Regions from separate parts of the Homo sapiens genome. Here region 2 is linked to region 1. Evidence: read pairs that join two places in POLR2A ChIA-PET (ENCODE). Cell type or tissue: OCI-LY7. All regions are shown on one strand.

What was found. Peaks named below come from ENCODE experiments on the same cell type or tissue, not always from the same donor. Only the 100,000 strongest peaks of a DNase experiment are listed, where the experiment ranks them.
Region 2: POLR2A ChIA-PET joins it to region 1 with 6 read pairs; 1 of 35 experiments calls an interaction of 5 or more read pairs at or near these places.

What each region holds. Positions count from the first base shown.
Region 1 is chr2:79,007,476-79,015,475 of GRCh38, forward strand. No RefSeq gene overlaps it. Among named protein-coding and RNA genes, the nearest start is that of REG3G, 14 kb to the right of the region's middle. In OCI-LY7, no CTCF peak of the experiment used is centred here; DNase peaks (open chromatin) are centred at 2,106, 4,186 and 5,806; H3K4me3 peaks cover 1,923 bases; H3K27ac peaks cover 3,328 bases.
Region 2 is chr2:78,884,438-78,892,437 of GRCh38, forward strand. No RefSeq gene overlaps it. Among named protein-coding and RNA genes, the nearest start is that of REG3G, 140 kb to the right of the region's middle. In OCI-LY7, no CTCF peak of the experiment used is centred here; a DNase peak (open chromatin) is centred at 3,204; H3K4me3 peaks cover 1,981 bases; H3K27ac peaks cover 2,158 bases.

The DNA of each region.
Region 1 (8,000 bases):
ACGCCTCCCTTTTAAATGAATATGCAACTTCCGCACCATGCAGAGTGTGGCAGGAAAGAAGCACCACATTGGAAAATCTCATCTTCCTGGGTTTCTCCTCAGAGATTTTATAATATTATCCCTAAAAACAGCACAGTGTAAGGCCTAAGGGAGCGGGGTGCTGAGATCCTTCTCAGGGATCAGACATCATAATACCTTAGTCCCTGCCTGAAGATTTAGTTCCGTTTTCAGTTTTGGAGACTCTGTTCTGATGTTATATCCTGTATCGAACTATGCTATTTTTATAGTAAAAATCATCACTAAAACCTCAAGGCATTGCTCTTAAAATTTTAAATTTAGAAAATCCTTTTCCCTTTTAACTAATCTTGGACTTGAGGATGACTGACTTGTCATGGACTTTAAGCCTCAACATAGAGCAGAGATGTCCCTAGTTCTAGACCAGGAGATGCTACTGATTGACCCAAGTAGATACCTATGCAAAACAAGGGATGATCAGGAATGTAAATATATTGATGTTTAAATCTCACTAATATTAGTCCTATTTACAAGGTACCCTTATGTTGGCATTTCAGATACTACATCATTCAGTTCAATTCATTTAACAAATATTCCTTGAGGAGGACCTACTACAGTCCAGGAAATGAGCTAAATATAAAACAGTGAAAAAAAATGATCAGGGTTACTACCCTAAAGGGGCTTTCATTCTAGTAGGAGAGATTGACAAAAACCAGGTTAGCGTATAAATAAACAAGTATCAAGTATTAGGAGAAATAAGCAAATTTTTTTCTACAGATAACCTCAGAGGCTCATTCCTAATAACCTGGCAAGGATTTATCTAAGAGTAGTGTCTCCCTCTTTAGTGGCAGAGGCTGCTCCCAAACTGTTGAAAATTCCCATGGGGCAAGGAACTTCTGGGCAGCTATAGTTTCCCATCACCTGACAAAGAACCCACACCTCAGTTCAGAATGCCTGGTGCCTCATAAATAGCCCAAAGAGTGCATCTCACACTATAAAGTCACTCTTGTGCCAATTTCACAAAGGAGAAAAAAATAGCATGAGAGATTTCCTTTAAAGGGGGAAATAAGCAGGGGGTATCCACAAGGGCTGAGAGAACAAAGACCCATGAACTTGGGGACCCTTCTGCCTTTGAATGCCAGCCTGCACTAAGCATTTTCACTAGTATCATTTCCAGTCTTTTACACGATAGCTTTGAGATAAATAGTGTAATGTGATAGACAGTAACTGAGGACAGAGACTATGTGCCAAGAGGAGAAAACTCCAAGCAGACTTCATTGAGTGAGCCACATTTAAGCACAGACCAGAATGATAAGAAGGAGCAAGTCATGCAGAGAGCAAGGGAAAAAGCACGCCAGCCCAAAGGATTAGCAAGAGGCAAAGCCCGGAGGTGAGAACAATCTTGACTTCTTCAGGATCCAGAGCAAGTAGACAATCAGAAGCAAGGGGGTGTGAGGTGAGGTTACAGCCTCAGGTAGAAGCAAACTAAATCAGGCAAGTAGTTTGTTGATGTGTTTGCTCTTCCCAAGTGCAACCAGAGACCATAGAACAAAAAGGTAGGCAGAGTGGGCTAATGTCATTTATTTCTTTCCAATGTAATCTCAGCTTCTGTGTAAAGAACACAGGGAGTGTGAATGGAAGCCAAAAACCTGATAGGCTGTTACTGTCAGGTTCCAGGTGATGTTGACCTGGACCAGGATGATGGTGTTGGAGATAGAGAGGAGAAGATTGATGCTAGATCCATTTGGGAGGTGGATTGACCATGTTGGAAATAAGAGGCATCAAAGAGCCCTCCCAGGGTTTGTCCTGGCATCTAATAGGTAGATGGTAATGCCACTTATGAAAATGAGGAAGACTGGCGATGGAAGGGATTAAATGTATTGGTGGGTCATGAGGAAAAAATATGCTTTGGACACACTATCTTTAAATGACTTTTGGAAATTCCTATGCTGGGGAAAAATTGTGTGAGAAAGACCTTCTTGGCTCATACTCCTACAAATACCCTGCACGTAAGCAACATACCACTCCATCTGACCATTCATGGTCCCTTTTATCACAACACTCTCCACTTCCTCTGAGGGCAAGTCAGTCAGCAGTTTGCACAGATGCATTTCCTCCCATGATCTGTCCTGAGCTTGGCCACCACTTCCATATTATGTCAGACATTTTCCCTCTGTGTGCCTGAAAGAGTGGTTCATCATCCAGATGCCAACCTGGCAAGCAGAGAGACCCTGAATCTTCAGGCATGCACCTGAAGCAAAGCGAAACAGCAGAAATCTAGAAATCCAGGTTGAATTCAGAACCCAGCTGTCCTGCCCTGCCTGGGAAGAGTTGCCAGCAGATGACTGAGTTAACGTTTCTAATTGAGGGCTGCTTTCTTTGTCTCCTTCCAGAGGAGGAGAAAGGGGATAAGGAAAAGGAGAGGGAGTGATTCCATGGTGGGAAGAAATAAAGAAGAATTGCTACACACGCTGAACTTATTAGTTTCCTCCCAGGAATTTTCTAAGAATGCTCTCCCCTGCCTTTATATGAGCCCCACTTATGATCAGAATGGCCCAACTGGGGCCATTCAACTGTGCCAGGAAATTGTTATTAATTACTGTTTGATTATTTCCTAGGCAAATGCTTTCTCTTTTCAAATATATTTATTGAGAGTCAGCAGGTTCAAGGCACAACATTCCGTACTGATGAAACGACACTCAACTAGAGAGACCAGACCCTTGTTTTCTTGGAGCTCAGAGTGTAGTAGGGTGCAGACAATAAACAAACAACAAACACACTCCTAAAGGTAATCTCAGATAGTGATGAGTGCTGTAAAGAAAATAAGACAGCAAAACACAGTAAACAGAGGGTGGGGTGAGGGCAAATTATATTAAACATTTAAAGGAAGGTTTGCTGAGGAGGTGACTTCTGGGTTGAGAAGGAATTAGCAAGCACAATTTTGGGGGAAGGGTTTTCCAGGTCATGGAATGCAGGGACAAAACTTCTCAGGTGAGGTTAAGCTTGGACAATGGTCAGTGGGCCTGCAGGCTGCTGCATGGTAGAGAGTAGTCTGAGGTCTGGTCACAGAGCTGGCCTGGCCCCTTTGCTTCCTGACTCTCTGTTTGTGCTCAGGGTACCTGAAAGCAGAAATCACCTTTCACATGTGTGCCATTTTCCCCACAGGCTATAGTGCAAGATTAGGCAAATAGGAGGCATATGAGACACAAATGAGATGGGATTGAACCAGATTTAAATGAAATTGGAGAGGACTGATTTAGGAATTGAGTGGCACTTGATTCAGCTGCTCTTCCTTGCTTCATATTTTATACATCAGCTACACCAAACAGCTTGTTGCCACCTGCATCCACCTGCCTGTGCTCTTGATGCCTGTCTGCTTGGAAAAATCTTCCTATCCCCCTCTGAATAGTTAGCTCCTCCTTACCATTTAAAGCTTCTCTCAATATTGCTATATCCAGGAAATACCAGTAGCATCCTTACTTGATTCCTGACAACCGCAAATGTCTCTAGATATTGCCAAATGTCTGTGGAAAGAGTGGGAAAAATCAACTGCAGTTGAGAATCACTGTTCTATTTCTCCCTAGATACACACACAAAACCTTCTTCCCCAGTAAGGAGAGAGAAAAGGCAAGAGGAAACAAAATATTGAAAAACACAAGCAGCCCACATCAAGCCTTGCTGCATTGCTATAAAACAGTTCTAAGTTAAATCCACCTTAAATTAGTGCATCCTGTACCATTTTAACTTGCACAATGGAATAACTATTTAAAAATCAGAGAAAGGAGAAAACCAGGAGACCCATTTAGGAACTGAGGCTCTGCTTTTGTATCTAGAACTCCAACAACACTGTTAAACTTCACGTTGGTGAGATCAGGACTATACTAAAAAGACATCATCATTACTTTTTAATTACTGCTAATTACTACCTACTATTGTTTGCATGTTGCTTGGTTGGTTCAGTTTCCTTGAAAATAAATGAACTTTTCTACCTGGCCCTGATAACATTTTTGTGTTTATAGCTTGACACCAACCCAAGTTCTTGGCAGATATTTTTCACCCACACCCAGAGAAGTGGGGCCATCACCCCAAAAGCAGCTGTAAATTTGCATCCAAAGGACACAGAGGCTTAGAGGCTGGAAATAGAACCCCAGGTGCAGAGAAGGGCACGAGGGATATGCCCTAGATGACTGAGCAAGGAAATACATTTAATTCAAGCCTGGCAGTCACCCGCAAAAGTAATGGCCCCAGGGACTGAGTCCAGTGCTAAGCTATTCACTTCCTCTTCCATGTTCCCCGAAGAATAAATGTGTATCTTCAACCAAAGGTGCCTGGGTCTTCAGGAGCTGCCTGCCATGTAGGCCTCTGCGCATTGAAAAACACAAGCAGCCCACATCAAGCCTGTTGCATTGTTATAAAACAGTTCTAAGTTAAACACACCTTAAATTAGTGCATCCTGTACCATTTTAACGGCACGATGGAATAACTATTTAAAAATCAGAGAAAGAAGAAAACCAGGAGACCCATTTAGGAACTGAGGCTCTTGACACTGGGACGTTGACAAGGTTTTCGCAGAGTCCCTCGGCCTGTCTTTTTTGCCTGCTTATTCCACCTCCAGGCTTTACTTCTCTCTAAGATTTTAATGTTATTTCCCTGTTCCTCTATCTTTCTGTCCCTTAAAATCCAATTGCAGGAAGAGCTCTGAGAGGCCTATTCCCTGAAGAATTAATAGCTGCTAATAACTTACTGTACCATCCTTCTCAAGTGAACTCATAAATTATTCTTCCACAGTTGAATTTATCATCTTGGGGGAAAAAGGAACATTTCCTTTTCTCTTAATTATTAAAATATCTATATGATATTGATGACTTTTTGTCTCTTTTCAGGGCCCTGATGTATATTTTCTTAAAGCATAATTAATAATTATGTAGCGCTGTACTGTCTAATACTATAGCTACTAGTCATGTGTGTCTGTTGAGCAACTGAATGTGGCTAGTCTGAATTGATTTGGGTGGTAAGTAAAAAATACAAACTGGCTTTCCAAGATCTAGTGTGAACAAGCTATAAAATATCTCATTCATAATTTTCATATTGATTATATGTTAAAATGATATTTTGGATATATTAGATGAAATAAAATATAATATTAAAATTAATTTTACCAGTTTCCTTTTACTTTTTTATGTTATTACTAGAATATTTTAATTTCTATACATGGCTTTCATTTTATTTCTATTTGGCAGTACCTCATCAATGTGCTCTTATAGTCATTCGACATCCAAGAGATTGATACTTAACACATCTTACAAAAAAAAAATACAACGGAAACTAGCAATTTGCTCATGATTACACAGCTAGCAGCAAAAATAGACCCTGAGTCCGCTAAGTAGAAAAACTGGCCTTTACGTAAAAATCCAAGTTTGACAGCAAACTTCAACACAAAGCCTTTTTTTCCAAGAACTTGTATTGCTCTTAAAGCAATTTTTCACTTTTTGAGTTGAAATGACAGACAGCTAGAAGGATAAGGAAATCGCATCCTTCTGGGGGCTCAGGAGTTCCTCATGCCTGGTGAATTGTACTGTGAGGCAATGAAACAAAAAGCATTAATAAAGAAAGCTCTGTTGTAACAAACCAAAAAAAAAATGTTGAGTTATTTTTTTCAAGGGAAACAGACTAACTGAATTGCCTGGTTACTTTGCCCCAGTTTCTCCTCCACTCTCCAAGCTCAACAGAGATTAATTACTCACATCTTGGATTTTGCTGTTACAGTCTCTGAGCAGACGCACTTTGCTTTCCTTCTCCAGAACACCTGCCACATCCTCCCTGCATCAACAGTGATGGATATAAGATTAGGCTCTTGCCGTCTCATCACAAAAGTCATCCTTGTATGTCCTTCATCACTGGCCAGAGCCTGTGATGTCCTGTTTCACTGTAATAGGTGATCCCAGAGTGTGATGCAGCAAAAAGGCTGGGGCTGGGGCTCAAAACACCTAGCTCAGGTGAGTGAGCACCTCATCATTGGAGGTATTTGGTTTAGGCAGAGTTGACTTGGATGAAATTTAGGGTATCTTTCAACCCGAAAGAAGAGTCAGTAGATCGATAGCAAAGGGATCCTGCAGAGGAATAACCCATCTATAACTTTGTCTCTATTATTGGCCCCTGCCCATCCCCTAATTCTAACTTTGATCGTTGCTGTTGGGATATCACCTCCACTTGTGCTAAGGTATCTCTTCCTGGTTCCAGGATAATTGAGTCTCGAAGGCTGAAGAAAAAATGCAGTAACTCATGTGGATATACTGGCAGCCCTGATAATGGAGCTCAATCGACAGCTGTGCCAGGAATTACTTAGGTGTTGAATGTAACTTCAAAGGTCAATAAACGTGCAGTAAGTTCAGCCTGAAGCTGAACACACACCGATACCAGTGTGAGGGACCTGGGGTTGTTTCCCCTTCTCCTTTGCTAAAAGAGTTCTAACAGTCTACTTTCAGGTTAACATAGTATTTCTGTATTTTTGCTGCAGGGTCACGTTCTTTTTTTGTATATATATTTTTTAATAATTAGAGGTTTTCTTTGCAACATGGCAAGAGCAATAAATCACATAGCCTTTATTTATGATATTTTACATGCTGCAGACAGTTTTATTTAGAGAAAATTTGCAGGGACTAAGGAATTGTCTGATGTCTATTTCCCCCTCAATTTAAAGACCTCTGTACCTAGCCCCATGTTAGGCACTGTGATATTTTAAAAAGATAAAGATACAGTCCCTGGACTTTCCAAGTGTTAATGTACTTGGAGAGACATGAATGGGTGAAATTATGAACAATACAATATCAATGCGGGAAATAGGGGTATAAACATTGCTTCTGCAGGTAGGACTGTATTCTATGCCTTCTCACTGAGTATAAGGCTCTGGCCATTTTACTATGCCCATTTAGTCCTCTTGAAATTCTTATCAAAACTTAAGCTAAAATATCCCAAACCAAAATCTCCACTTCTCATAATCGAAATTGTCCTGCAGGTGTACGTATCACTGTTACTTAGATTGTAACAGGGCTTTATATCCCATCAGATTTTTGCACTTAGGTCATGTCTCATTTCTGAGATTCAATTTCTTCATATGTAAATTTAGATTACTAACATCCGTATGACTCTAGCTTTCTTTGATCCATATTATAAAAATTTTTTAAAAAATACACCGATGAAATGAGTTGCAAATATTGAGCATCACTAACATTGTGATGGTGGTTTGGATACACATTCTCTCCTATCTGCATAGCATTTTCACCTCCTAACTGGTCTCCCCATTTCTGGCACCTCTCTCTGCATTTTAATTTGTATTCATGTCGCTTCTCTACCAAGGTGAGCACAGAAAATTTATCCTGGGTTTTGGTTTCAGCTTTATTCCATAAGCATCAGAATGAGCCTAAACTGTGTCTGTATCTCAAGTTCAAACATGCCTCAGCATCCATCTGGGACTGCTCCAGCCCATTCTGATATTACTTTTAGCGGGCTGAGGAGTCTTTTTGGAGATAACTTATAAAGAAAACAAGGTCAGGCAGAAAAGTCTGACTCCAGTACAAAGTGTGGGCCATGAGAGAAAAGGAGTGACTATGAGTAGAGTGTGGTGACATCACACAGAACCTGCCCCAGCCCTATTCTTGAGATCCACATCTTCTTAAATAAGAAAGAGATGGTGTCCAACCAGAAGTGGAAATAGCTGTTTCAATAAAATGCACTAAAATAGTGGGGTTCAGGCATAATGGATGCCAAAACAGCAAGAGACCTTTGTACTTCTTTGGGAGTTCTCTAACCGGGTGTAACGTGAGATGGGGAGATCCATCTTCCTCTCCTCCACTCTGCATGGACGTTTTCATAGTCCACAACTGGATACCATGGGGGCTTTATGGGAGCATCAGTGCTGACATTGCCTGTGTGTGAACTATACATCAGTGGTGGTGTCTGGTAGGAGACCTCAGTGGACAACCTAC
Region 2 (8,000 bases), 120 kb before region 1:
CATAGGAGAATGAAATCGGATCCCTATCTCTCACCTTATAAAAAAATCAACTCAAGATGGATCAAAGACTTTAATATACGACCCAAAACCAGGAAAATTCTACAAGACAAAGTTGAAAAAACTCCTCTAGACATTGGCCTATGTAAATATTTCATGACTTAGACCCCAAAAGCAAATGCAATGAAAACAAAACTAAATAAATGGGACCTAACTCAACTATAAAGCTTCTGCCCAGCAAAAAGAATAATCAGCAGAGTAAACAGACATCCCACAGAATGGGAGAAACTATTTGCAAACTACACATCCAACAAAGGTCTAATATCCAAAATCTACAAGGAACTCAGACAAATCAGCAAGAAAAAAATAAATAATCCCATGAAAAAGTAGGCAAAGAATATGAACAGACATCTCTCAAAAGAAGCTATACAAATAGTCAACAATCATATGAAAAAATGATCAACATCATTAATCATCAGGAAAATGCAAATTAAAAGTACAGTGAGATGGCACTTTACTCCTTCAAGTATGGCCATTACTAAAAAGTCAAAAAACAATAGATGTTGGTGTGGATGAGGGGGAAAAGCTCATACGTGGCTAGCGGGAATATAAATTAGTACAACCTCTATGGAAAACAGTATGAAGATTCTTTGAAGATCTAAATGTAGATTCACCATTTGATCCAGCAATCCCACTACTGGGTATCTACTCTCCCAAAAGGAAATCATTATATTAAAAAGAAATTTGCACATGTATGCTTATAGCAGCACAATTCACATTTGCAAAGATGTGGAACCAATCTAAGTGCCCATTGTCTAATGAATGGATAAACAAAACGTTATATATATACACCATGAAATACCACTCAGCATAAAAGGAACCAAATAATGTATTTTGCAGTATGTGGATGCAGCTGGAGGCCATTGTTCTATGTAAAGTAACGCAGGAGTAGAAAACCAAAAATTCTATTTTCTCACTTATAAGTGGGAGCTAAGCTATAAGTATGCAAAGGCATACACAGTGATATAATGAACTTTAGAGACTTGGAAGGGGGAGGGTGAAAGGAAGAGTACAGATAAAAAAATACATATTGGCCGGGCGCGGTGGCTCACGCCTGTAATCCCAGCACTTTGGGAGGCCGAGGCGGGTGGATCATGAGGTCAGGAGATCGAGACCATCCTGGCTAACAAGGTGAAACCCCGTCTCTACTAAAAATACAAAAAATTAGCCGGGCGCGGTGGTGGGCGCCTGTAGTCCCACCTACTCGGGAGGCTGAGGCAGGAGAATGGCGTGAACCCGGGAGGCGGAGCTTGCAGTGAGCCGAGATTGCGCCACTGCAGTCCGCAGTCCGGCCTGGGCGACAGAGCGAGACTCTGCCTCAAAAAAAAAAAAAAAAAAAAAAAAAAAAATACATATTATATACAATGAACACTATGGCTGATGGGTGCACTGAAATCTCAGAATTTCCCACTATGTAATTCATCCATATAACAAGAAACCCCTTTTACCTCAAAGCTATTGAAATAAAAATTAAAGATATGTATGTGTATATATACATACATATTTACACACACACACAATAAAAAGATAAAGAGTCAGAAGATAAAAGAACACCCAACTATATATTGTCTAAAATAAATCCATTTTAAATATAAAACACACATAGATTAAATGTTAATGGATGAAGAAAATTATACCAAGCTAAAAACATGAATTGAAAGAAAATAGGAGTAGCAATATTAATTTTAGTTACAGCAGACTTCAGAGCATGGACATTTATCAGGGATAAAAAAGAGCACTACGTAATTATAAAGGGGTTAATTCTCCAAGAATATATAATAATTCTTAACATGTATGTGCCTAACAACAGAGTATTAAAATATGTGAAAGAAAACTAATAGATCTGTGAAGATAAATATATAAATACACTATTATAGCTGGAGACTTCAATACACTCCTATTAGAAAAGAACAGATCCAACAGACACAAAATTAATAAAGACAGTGAAATTCAACAACACCATTCATCAACTGGACATGATGGACATCTACAGACAACTTTATGCAACAATAGGAGAATACACATTATTCATAGATTCACATGGGATATTCACCAACATAGACCACATTCTGGGTCATAAAAAACACCGGAAAATTTAAAAGAATAGAAATCATACAACGTCTACTCTCAGACCGCAGTGGAATTAAACTAGAAATCAATAACAGAAAGATAGCTGGAAAATCCCTAATTCTTTGGAGATTAAACAACACTTCTAAATAACACATGGGTTCTCATTCTTATTAGATTAAGGGTTCACTTGTTACCCAGTTCTGATAATAAGACTTAAAGTTGAGATTCAGAGATAGCTCAGAATAAAGGGCTCTAACATTGCTTCTTTCTTATTTACATTAAATTGGTTAAAACGCTGCATGTGATTACAACTTTTTAGTTCTCTCTATGTATGTAGCACAACTCTTAGCATATAATGAGATTTTGTTATTGCAATCCCTACAACTTCACAATATTACATTGATGTCTTTCTTTTCTGAAATATTAATAAAGGTATCAAATTTTATTTTTCCTATTGAATATGTTTATATATAATTAGACCACAGAGGAAAAAATACTGGCATATGTTCTCATTATTTTTTAATAAATATATATTTAAATATTTTTATCATTTCAATACACTCAAAATGTTGGCATTTCAAATAGATGTCAGTTTTCAAGTAACATACACTTATAATTATACTATTTTAAATAATGGTGATTTTTTTTTTCTAATTGGCTAATGTTTTAATTCAACAAACCTGTAGAAAACATTGTCCTTCTTCAAAGAGCTTCATTCCTAACTAGAAAATATTTTGCCCTAAGGAATGAGAAAACAGCACAGAAAAAATGTCATAATCTTTCTCAGTAGCTGATATTCAGACAAAAAAATGTCCTACATGTTTATATCATTTAGTTTACATCCAAGATTTTGACACTACAATGAAAATTACAATATTGAGAAAGTCAAAAGCATCTACATTTGAATAAAATCAAAGAGAAGGGAGGAAAGAAAAAAAATAAGCAAACACACTCAGATCCTTAGCTTAGGTTTTTAAACAGCTTCATAGCATCAGTCCCTTCCACTCTAAACAGCAGCAGCAGTGGCAGCAATACAGACATTCAACCATGAAATGAGCATGATTTCCAGGTGGCCTTCTTCAATAAGAATAGCATTAAATGACTATTTAAATTTGCCAGGAAGTGAAACATTTCTCAAATAAGAAGCCTATACAATTGAAATTCTGTGCAGCACAGCTAAGGGAAGATTTGAAGCTGATACCTACCTACTACTACCACCATCAAGCGTTCCAACATTTTTTAAATGAGCAAACTAATGATAATGAAACTAATTTTACCACATCACCCTGGGAGAGGAAGATTTTCGATAAACTTTTGCTATTAACAGCTAGGATATTCTGAAAGTATTTACCATTAAGAGATAAGCACAATGAGAAAGGTAGCTTTTAATATACAGCAGAGAATGTGCAAATAAAACCACTGATATAACAGAATCCCAGTATAATAGCGTTTGCAACAGTCAACTTCATAGTTAAGGTTACAACTCAATTTCATATCCCTGCTTTACTTGCTCATAAAAACTTGGTGGAAAGTTCTTCAACATTAAAACTTTTCATACTTGGTCTCCAAGTAAATATGAATGATAAACATGAAGGTTTTTCAATTTTAATAAAAGATTTTTTCTTTCCCTTTCTCCAAGGACAGTTCCTTCACACAAGTACTCCGACAAATAGCATGAACAAGGGGGAATTTAAAATGCATGAATTTCCTAATTAAACTTCAAATGTTTATTATGGACCCTTTTCTCTTAAACAACACCTGAAGTTCAGGGAATTTAAAAACCTTCTGACAAAGCACTAGTCCTCTGGGAGGAAAAATACTGTCTAGGCTTCGAAAACCCATTCAATAACCTGAAACTTATTTAGATCTTAACTAGAGAAAATCTGAATGTGGTTATAGAAATTTTGGTGGCCTCAGATTATAGTAACACTCTATTAAAATTACATACAATTACATTTTTGCTAATAGATCTGCCCTGGAATTTTCCCCATTATATTGTGAATATGTTTTTAATTTACTGTATATTATAATTTTATTATAATTTATTTTAAAAATTCTATTGATATATAATAGTTGTACAAAACACATGTGATATTTTAATACCTGTATATAATGTGTAATGATCAAAGCAGGGTAATAGGACTATCCATCACCGCCAACATTTATCTTTCCTTTGTATTGGGAACATTGCAATTCTTCTCTTCTAGCTATTTTGAAATATACAATAAATTATTGTTAACTATGAATTCCCTCCTATACTATGGAATACTAGAACTTATTCCTTTCTATCAAACTGTGTTTTTATACCCTTTATCCAACTTTTCTTCCTCTCTCCTTCCCTTCCCATCTCATATTATCATTTGTAATTGGTACATAATAATTGTATATATTTATGGGGCGCAGGGTGATATTTTGATGCATAAATACAATGTGATGTTTTAACACATTAAAAAACCTTCTTAGCTGGGGAGAGACTGCCTCTCCCCGGATTAAGCCAATTCTAAGAGATAGTAAAGGACCCAGCAGGAGTATGCCTTTGATAAACAAAATAACCACCAGAGCCATACCTTCTCTACCTGGCCCACCACCCCAAGAGGTAACAGTCCTCTGCCTTAATCATCCCAGGGCCAAGTAGCAGGCAAGTAGGGGCCACCCCTATAGCCCAAAGCCTGCCAGTTATTCAAACAAGCCAATCCTAAATTATTCAACCTGCCCCACCTTGCCTTTCCTGCTGACCCCAACAAATGCAATGGCTGAAACCATCCTCTCACTCCTGTCTTCTGCCCTTTCACCACCCTGGTGTCTTTCCTGTGTGGCCCTGTGTGGCACGTTGTGCCTCCTTGTCTTCTAGGACCTGTGAGTATAATAACCTTCATTTTTTCCTGAACCTCTCCATTGTCTCCTCTTGTGGCCACACCTCACTGACCATCACATAAAAGAATACAAAACACCCTTCTTCCCAGATGTCACCTAATACTTTATTGGCAAGGATGCATCACTAAGTCTGACCAATAAATCAGACATGTAATATCTGACAATAAGATTTGTTTCCATTCCTTTTCATCTCACAACCTCCTTCAAAATCTTTCTGATATCTCAGGCAAATATCTAGCTCTGTTCCCATCAATAATATCTCTTTTAGAAACTGTGGACACCCCTCAAGACCTTCCCCTTCCTTGAAGGACTGCTTAACCTATCCAGTGGCACTAACCAAGAACCACAGCACACCTACCCAGAGGTGGTAGGAAATGTATGGAAATAGTACCTTGGGGAATAAGGTAGGGAAAGCATTGCTTGGCTTTTGTCGGTAGGAGCTAAAGATGCTTATTAATTATCTGGCAACATTCTGCAATGATACAAAATGAATTCTATGGTTCAAAATGTCAGCAGCACCTTGTTGAGAAATAATAGTGTACGTGATCTCTCACTTCAAGAAATTGGTCATCTAGGAAATCATTCATATTAGGCCTGCCCAGTCCTAGATGTCCTAGCAAACTAGAGCTATAGAAACATATTATGTAATTCACATCAGAAAATGGATACGATTGTTCCAATTCTTGAATAGATCTTGAGAAAATAACCTCTCCCTCCACATGAGTATGGAACCCAGAAATGGTCATTTGAGATTTAAATATTCTGTTTCTAAAGGACTTCGGACATTCATAGATAAAATGAAGTCAGAAATACAAATCCCCACACTCCAGGTCTTTATTATCTAGACTGACAGAGCATAAAAGTGGTGGTGGTGGGGGGTGATGTGGGGAAGGTGGTATAGGCACTGCAGCAATCTAGAAAAAGATGACTCAATACTATTCAAACACCAAAACCACAGGAAAGGTAAAGAGAATGTCCTTTAAGACTACAGACTTTCATATCCGACATTCCCAGGTCCGAGTCCTCTGTTTTGTTGCTTAATATGAATGACATTAGGTAATTGCTTCTAGAGGTTGGGACTTCTAATAGATAAAGTACAAGTAAAAATGTGGAAAGAAAGAACTAAAGACCAGTTTAGAATCTATCATCCTGAGTAAAGCAGCAGCATTAGGAAACAATAATAGGTAATATTTATTGAATGTTTATTCTTCATGAGGTGCTAATACATGTATTCACTTCATCCTTACAACTCTAAGAGGTTTTATGACCCATTTTGGCCACAAAGATTATGAAGGTTAGACAGGTGACATCACTTGAACAAGGTCACAGTAGCTTGTACATGGAAGAGTTAGGGCTTGAACCTAGGGCTTCTTTACTTGAAATCAAAAACTCTTAGCCACTACTCTAACCTTCCTTCTCCGACAGCATCATGAAAGGTGCAGTATTATGGTGGTAAAGACACAAAAGCAACCCCAGGACATCAAGACAGCCTCCTTGGACTTCCACTTTGCTAGGGAGAATAAGTAGCATTTGAAAGGAATGATGCTGCCAAGATTTGCTAAAAGCTATGCCAGGCAGAAAGCCAGTGGAAAGGTGGCAATCTCATCACTGGCACAGCACAGAGAAGGAGCTTGAACAAAGTCTCTGTGACAGGCATGGAAATGTGCCACTCAGCTCTTCCAAGTGGAAGCATAACTGACAGGCGGCCCCAGCAGCTGCCTTTCTGACTTCACTATTGTATTCACACCCATGAGCTCTTCCCAGCCAATGCCTAAGAGCTTCAGGAACACCAGTGCAGAGGAGACATGGGACTCCTCTGGCAAGCCACCTTGGCTTGTGGAATTCCAGTTGGCCTGGCTGACACTTACTTAGAACCGTGCTGCAGTCTGAGACTTTTCCTGCCCAAGCCTCCTTCCTTCTGTCTCTCCTTCAATGGGATCAGACCTGCATTAAGAATGTGGCTTGAAGGTTATCTCCACCTTCTTCAGCACCTTCCCATTTCTTCTTCACAGATGTTTTCTCTAATACATTTATTTCATGTGTAACCCCATATTGGGGTCTGCTTCTTCTTGGAGGATACAAACTAACAGTCACAGATTATTCATGACCCCTAGTTAGATGGCTTCTTCAATCTCAAAAAGCAACAGAAAAGATGTGATTTCCTTTGCCGTGATGATCAATGGCTATGTCTCCCCAAAAACTTACTAACCTCAGGCATCTGGGGTTACTAAAGCAAATGGAAAATTATGAAAAGGAAAGAAAATGGAGATAAGTAAGTTAAGAATCGCAGCATAAATCAAAGGACAATTAAATAATTAAATTAATATTTTTATCAGCACAAAGCATAACTGATTCCACAAAAGAGGCTTGATGATACGGAAGATCCATTGAAGAGCTCTCTCTAAGAAAGAGAGTCAAAATCCATGAAAGAGCATATCGCAAACTGAAGGACAGAGACCCAAGAGCCAACATGTTTAGTGATATGTGATCCAGAAGAAAAAGCCGGAACTAATAAATAACAAAGATAAAATAGAGCAAAATATTCCTGAGCTGAGGAAAGAACTAGTTGTACAGAAGAAAATGTTTCCCAAGCTACAGGATAAATTGATAAAAGAGCAGCCCAATTGCTCTAATTTTTCAGTCTAGTCTTTATCTTTCAAGCAACAGAATATTTTTACATTTCTGGAGACTTTGCTTGATCCTCCTTACATCCTTAAAGTGGGGTTCAGACAGTTTTTGTCAAATATTATGAGTTATAGGAAAACCAGCATCACAGCTCTGTGGATTCATTCTTTACCCACGTTAAGAGGGGCAAACTGATGTTAGTTACCAAAGTGCTCTCTCCTGCCCATCAACTATCTCAAATGCTGTTCTTTCAACCTGCTGACAGTCTGTTTTACCCATTAGACCTGTTGTGAACTTAACAGAAACACTGCAGTCAGACAACATATGAGCATGAGTTATTATGAGGGTTCTCCCTAGGATTTATATTTGTTCTC